Linked DNA regions of Mus musculus: region 1 is linked to region 2. A link is a contact called in ENCODE Hi-C or POLR2A ChIA-PET data. All regions are on one chromosome and are shown on one strand. The core of a region is the stretch at or near the end of the contact, and the rest is flanking DNA. Distances in the headings are between cores, read along the strand shown. Region 1 holds the start of Eif3i (eukaryotic translation initiation factor 3, subunit I). Region 2 holds the start of Txlna (taxilin alpha).

Evidence for each region. Hi-C counts contacts between places; a loop is a spot of excess contacts on that map. ChIA-PET counts read pairs that join two places held with the same protein, here RNA polymerase II (POLR2A).
Region 1: a loop to region 2 is called in a map of gastrocnemius, with 8 times the contacts of the local background. The contact joins the promoter of Eif3i here to the promoter of Txlna in region 2. A Hi-C loop is called at or near these places in 2 of 37 maps with a recorded cell type or tissue (gastrocnemius and heart). POLR2A ChIA-PET finds 5 or more read pairs at or near these places in 4 of 5 experiments (Patski and embryonic stem cell).

Annotation. Positions count from the first base shown.
Region 1 is chr4:129,599,219-129,601,918 of GRCm38, forward strand. Eif3i (eukaryotic translation initiation factor 3, subunit I) reads right to left here and starts at 1,430. Exons shown (of 11, transcript NM_018799.2): 1 at 1,376-1,430; 2 at 1,191-1,283. The coding sequence starts at 1,378. Tmem234 (transmembrane protein 234) reads left to right here and starts at 1,462. Exons shown (of 5, transcript NM_029748.3): 1 at 1,462-1,513; 2 at 1,765-1,916. The coding sequence starts at 1,498.
Region 2 is chr4:129,639,666-129,642,365 of GRCm38, forward strand. It overlaps Txlna (taxilin alpha), which reads right to left and starts at 1,400. Exons shown (of 11, transcript NM_001199695.1): 1 at 1,306-1,400; 2 at 591-762. The coding sequence starts at 756.

The DNA of each region.
Region 1 (2,700 bases), core at 180-2,679, 40 kb before region 2:
AGAAGAGCCAGGCCTCCAATAGCATCCTCATGTGCTTTTGTCTGGAGTCAGAAGAGGTAAAGGCCAACCTGAGTTGCAGTGTGAAAAAAAACCTTTCGGGTCCTGTTCAATTGACTCCGGATGACAGTAAGGATGTATGGGCTCCACTGCTTTGTCACTAGCTCACTGTGTGATCTTAAATACAGAGCTCCCTTCCTTTAAATGGCTAGGAGAGCTGAAGAGAAGGCTCAGAGCTTAAAGAGCACTGGCTGCTCCTCCAGATGACTTGGGTTTGATTCCCAACACCCACATGATGGCTTACAACAATCTGTATCTGCAGTTCCAGGAGATTTGATATCCTCTTCTGGCCTTCACAGGCACCAGGCACTCACATGCTATGTAGACATACAATGCAGCAAAGCACCCATACACATAAAATAAACAAAATCATTACACACACATACATTAAAAAAAAAAAATGACTGGGAGGGGCTGTGTGTGGTAGCACACACTTGTATTCCCAAGACCAGGAGGCTGAGGCAGGAGGATGGAGAGGTGTGCTGGCCACCATGGACAGATACCCCACTCTTGTCAACAGCTTTCTTCAAAGGGCAGCTGTGAAGCTCCAATGAAACCATGTCTATGAAACTTAAAATAAGTGACTTACATGCATCGGGTACAGTGCAAAACGATTTACAGAAATGACCTCACTCTGCTGAGGGAGCTAATTAAAGTCTCCATGTTTTATTAAAAGGGAAAACTGTGGTTTATAGAAAAGGTAAATGTCATGTTCAAAGTCACACTGCTTAGTAGGAGCAGGAGTTAGGGCTCAGATCTCAAGCTCCGACTTAACTCTCCACTGTTAACTATCAGTTTATTGCCTCCAATGCAAATGCCTCAAAAGACAATCCCCAAAGGAAACAAAGTGGGATTGAACAGACCACTTGATTCTGTCCTGTCCTGTCCCTGGGCTCCCTTCCAGTCTCCTGATTCTCTTCTCCCTGGCTAGGTACCCTTCCCTTCCAGATTTCCCTGGCGGAATGCTGTCGCCAACCTACCGCGGTATGGGGTTGGTTTTCCCTACTTATCAGAAAAATTTCCCTCCCGCAGGCAGTAAACCTTGTCCACCCGCAGTCCGGGCGGCGCGAACTCGCCCCCTCCGGGCCCCCCGCCCCGGACCCCCGGCCGCCCGCCCTCACGCAGTCGCTCACAGGGTCTTTGGCCACGGTGAAGAGAAGGTCTCCTTCGCGGTTATACTTGATCTGCGTGATGGACCGCTCATGGCCCTGCAGCAGGATGGGTTTCTGTGGGGACAGAACCGGGGTGTCAGTGCCGGGAACCCCGTCCCATGCCTACTGAGGCCCCCCGACGGCAGCACGCCGCGCCTGGAACTCACCATCCTGGCGGTGACGCGAGGAGAGAGGCAATGTGAGTGGGACCGGAAAAAGACTAGGGACGACTTCCGGATGCGGGGGCTCCGCCCTCTCGCTCCCGGAAGTAGAAGGGCCTGGCGTTTTCATGGCGGCGTCCTGGGGTGGGTAGCCGGGCCCCCCACCTCCGCGGGCTCCGACTCTGGCTCGGGAGCTCTGTTCTCAGTCTCCTGGCATCCCCGAGCCTCAGGAATGCTGAGCCACGCACCCTGGTCTCACTTCGGCCGCCCTCTGGGCGGGTCCTCCCGACCGATCACAGCCCGGCGGGAAGAGGGAGGGAGGGAGATGGAGCCGGGCAGCAGGGTGCAGGAGGCCGGAGGAGGACCCGGGTGACTTTCTGACCCTTTGCTTTCAGGGCAGGTGCTTGCTCTGGTGCTGGTGGCCGCACTGTGGGGTGGCACGCAGCCGCTGCTGAAGCGAGCCTCCTCCGGCCTGGAGCAAGTGCGTGAGCGGACGTGGGCCTGGCAGCTGTTGCAGGAGATAAAGGCTCTCTTCGGGAATACTGAGGTGCGTCTAGCTCTCACGGACGAGCCCCTGAAAATTTCACCATAGGTCGGCCGTATTCCCAGCCCATCTCTTACTCACTAGAAGTTCCTGGAAGAGTCATTTATCCTCTGTGAGTCTGTTTCGTCAAAAAAATGGAAAATTTAATGATAACCCTTGTATAGGGCTGATATAAGAACTCAAGTAAGACACATAAAACACTTAGCATTGGGCCTAGTACAGGGTACATGTTCAATCAATGACTATTTTTGCTTATTGTTTGTTTTTGGAGACAGGGTTTCTCTGTGTATCCCTGGCTACCCTGAACTCACTAGCCTCGAATTCAGAGATCAGCCTGCATCTGACTCCTGAGTGCTGGGATTAAAGGCGCCACCACTGCCAGGCTCCAGGACTACTCTTAAGGTCATCATCACCAAGTTGAGCTTTCTTTCGGCTCAACTTGCCCTGGGGTAGAACATAAGGAAAGCTATCGAGAACTGCCCATGGCTGCCTATGTAAGCTAGCTAGATATGCCCTACTCTGAGGGTTAGGGGGAAGGAGAGAGGTACTATATTTATAGTACTGTGTGAATTCTGTACAGAGAGATGAAGCTGGAGGACATGGAGTGGGCTACTTAGAAGGGGTAACACTGTCACTCAAGGCCTTATACCAGCAGGGACGATGGGAACTGGCCATGACGAGGGAGAGGGCATTTAAGGCAATAGAGTACATTGAATGCGTTTCTCTGTTTGCTCTAAGGGGTCTTCAAACACATGAGCGGTCCCTGAGCATTTGTAACCATGCCAAC
Region 2 (2,700 bases), core at 150-2,649:
AATGTTGTTTTATTTATTTATTCGGTTGAGTTAGGCTCTCTCTACAGGGCCCTGGCTGTCTTGGAACTTAGTATGCAGGCTGATCACAAACTCCGAGATCTGTCTGCCTCTGCCTCCTGAGTTCTGTGGACAATGGTGAGGGACACTAGGCCTGGCCTCAATTTAAGTTTTTTTAAACCCTAAGTTTGTTTAGTTATAAAACAAGTATTTCTAACACCCAAACATACTTGTTATAAAAGCCAACTGTGTAAAGCACCCCTGTGTGAGGAGCAGTTGGCATGTGGCAGACGCTGCACCTCATGAAGGACAATTACCCACCACTGGCAAGTGTTCTCTGGGAATATGACTTTGCTTACGGGGTGCTTCATTTGACTGTCTTCGTTTAAACCAGTCAGAGCATGCTCCCAAGGTTGCGCCCCACGGCTAAGAGTGGGAAGGTTCACCACCTCCCCAGGAAACAAAAGGATCACACAGAATGAGCATCGTTCATTCTATAGTTCCTTCTTCTTGGGTAAACACTGGCCTCAGAAGACAGACCAGTACCAGAAACTCCTCCCTCTGCCCACTGGAAAAGCAGAGCTGGCACACACCCTCGGTCTTCCCAGGAGCCTGGCTTGTGGAACCTTCGGCTTCCGCCCCAGGAGCTGTCTGTCTGGGTCGTCCATGGGCTCCCTCCGGTCCTGCTTCCCGTTGCCCCGGGCTGCCCTTCGAGTTGGAGTGTTTGGCAGGCCCATTCTTTTTGTCTTGGTTCTTCATTGTGATCTGCAAGGCCAGAAATGGGGCAGATCCTTTAAGGACCCAGTTGCTTTTTTTTTTCTAGACTTCAAAATTCTTCTTCACAACTAGATAAGAAATCCCCAAATCTGACGCTCGAAGCTTCAAACAGACCGGTCGGTCTTCGCCCGGGATTTCACGGTCCCATGGAAGGTTTCCGAGAAGCTGCCCCTGAGTGAGTGAGGGAAGGAAGAGGCCTCCTTTCTCCCGAATGCCACTTCTCGGCACCACACGGCTCCCTCTCGGCAGCCGGAGCGCGGGATTGGCTCAGAGCCGCAGACTGACGTGGCGGGATGCTCCAGTCCCGATCGGCTCCCCGCCCCACCAGGTCCCACGTGGGACCCCCGCGCGCGCGCGCGCACAGAAGCCACCCACACCCCACGCGCCCTCTAGACCTAGAGTACGCACGCGCAACACTGGGGCAGGCCGCCCTCCCCCCGACCCCCCGAATTAGTTGTTCCTCTACGGCCAACGCGTCCTGGGCCACAGACCCTCTGAAGAGCTCGTCCCACGTACAGCCCATAGACATACTTCACCACGGACGTCCGGCGGCGTCCTCCTCTCCGGCCGAGCACCGGAAACCTAGGTAACTGCTGCCAACAGGACCGCCCTCTCCTGCCGCAGCCAATCAACAGCAAACGCGGGCGCGGAGCTTGCTGGGAAAAAAGAAGTCAAGGCGGCTTTGGAGGCGGGAGTGGGAAAAACTACGAGCCCCTTCATGCCTCGCGGCGCCGCACAACTCCCGAGATGCAACCGAAAAGCATAGGAGCCAAATACCCTGAGGGTCCGAAATTATGTCATTGGTCGAGAGATTTTTGTCAGCCTCTTTTCTGGTACTGAAGCTATGATTGGCCTTAAACTTTGGCATTCTGGTCTTTTTTTTTTCTTTTTTTTTCATACACTCATTAGTCCTTTATAAACATGTATGACTTTCTATGATCTCTGAGAACTCGGAAGAGGGATAGAAAGGTAAACTAATTTGTTATGTGCCTGGCATTTTTTTCCCCTCTATTACAATAGAAGGTTTATAATAATTCAAACGTTTTTTCCTCGTATCCAGTAGCTTGATTCTCATAATTACTCGGATTAAGTACAAAATACTCAGTGATCTGTGAAATATACGATAGTACAGAAAAGCCTAGTTAAAATAAAACAAACTACTATTTGTTTGTTAGAGACAACATCTCGTTATATGTGGCTTTGGCAGGCCTGGAACTCCCTATGTAGATTAAATTGGCTTTGAACTCAAGAGTTTTGTCTGTCTTTGCCTCCCCATGGCTTGGACTAATGGCAAAGGCCACCAGGTAAAGGGTAAATAGTTTAAGGCTCCATCAATATTGTGTGGTTATAGCAGATTCAAAGCTGGAAGCCTGACACCAGCACCCATCCTTTAAAAATATTTCTTTGCCCCCTGAGTCAGGGTTTCTTTGTGTAGCCTAGTGTGTCCTAGAACGTAATCTTTGACTATGCTGGCTTCTAACTCAGAGCTGCCTACCAAAACCGGTTGGAACCATTCTCCGACACCACAGCTGTTCTCTGAGGCAATTTATGCCCCGCCTTCTAACCCCACCAGCTTGGCAATTACTCCCTCAGAAAGGGATTGAAGCCAGGGAGTTTGGCTTTAGGCAGGTTGGTAAACTCCCACCCTACCACCCCTGCCCCACTTTCTGCAAAGTATCAAGTGTTACTGCTTTAAAATGTTAGATTTTTCTCGTCTTTGTTCTTCATTATGATTTGCAGTGCCAGTGTAGGCTCAGAACATTAAAAAAAACCCCACAATTGTGATTTCAATTCTTTTGTTGTGTGGAGTTTGTTTTGTTTGATAAGGTCTTGCTTTATAGAGCTGGCTGGCGTGTAACTCTCTATGTAGATCAGGCTGTCCTAGAAACTCACGTGTTGAAATTACTGTTGGCTAAATGCTGCAGC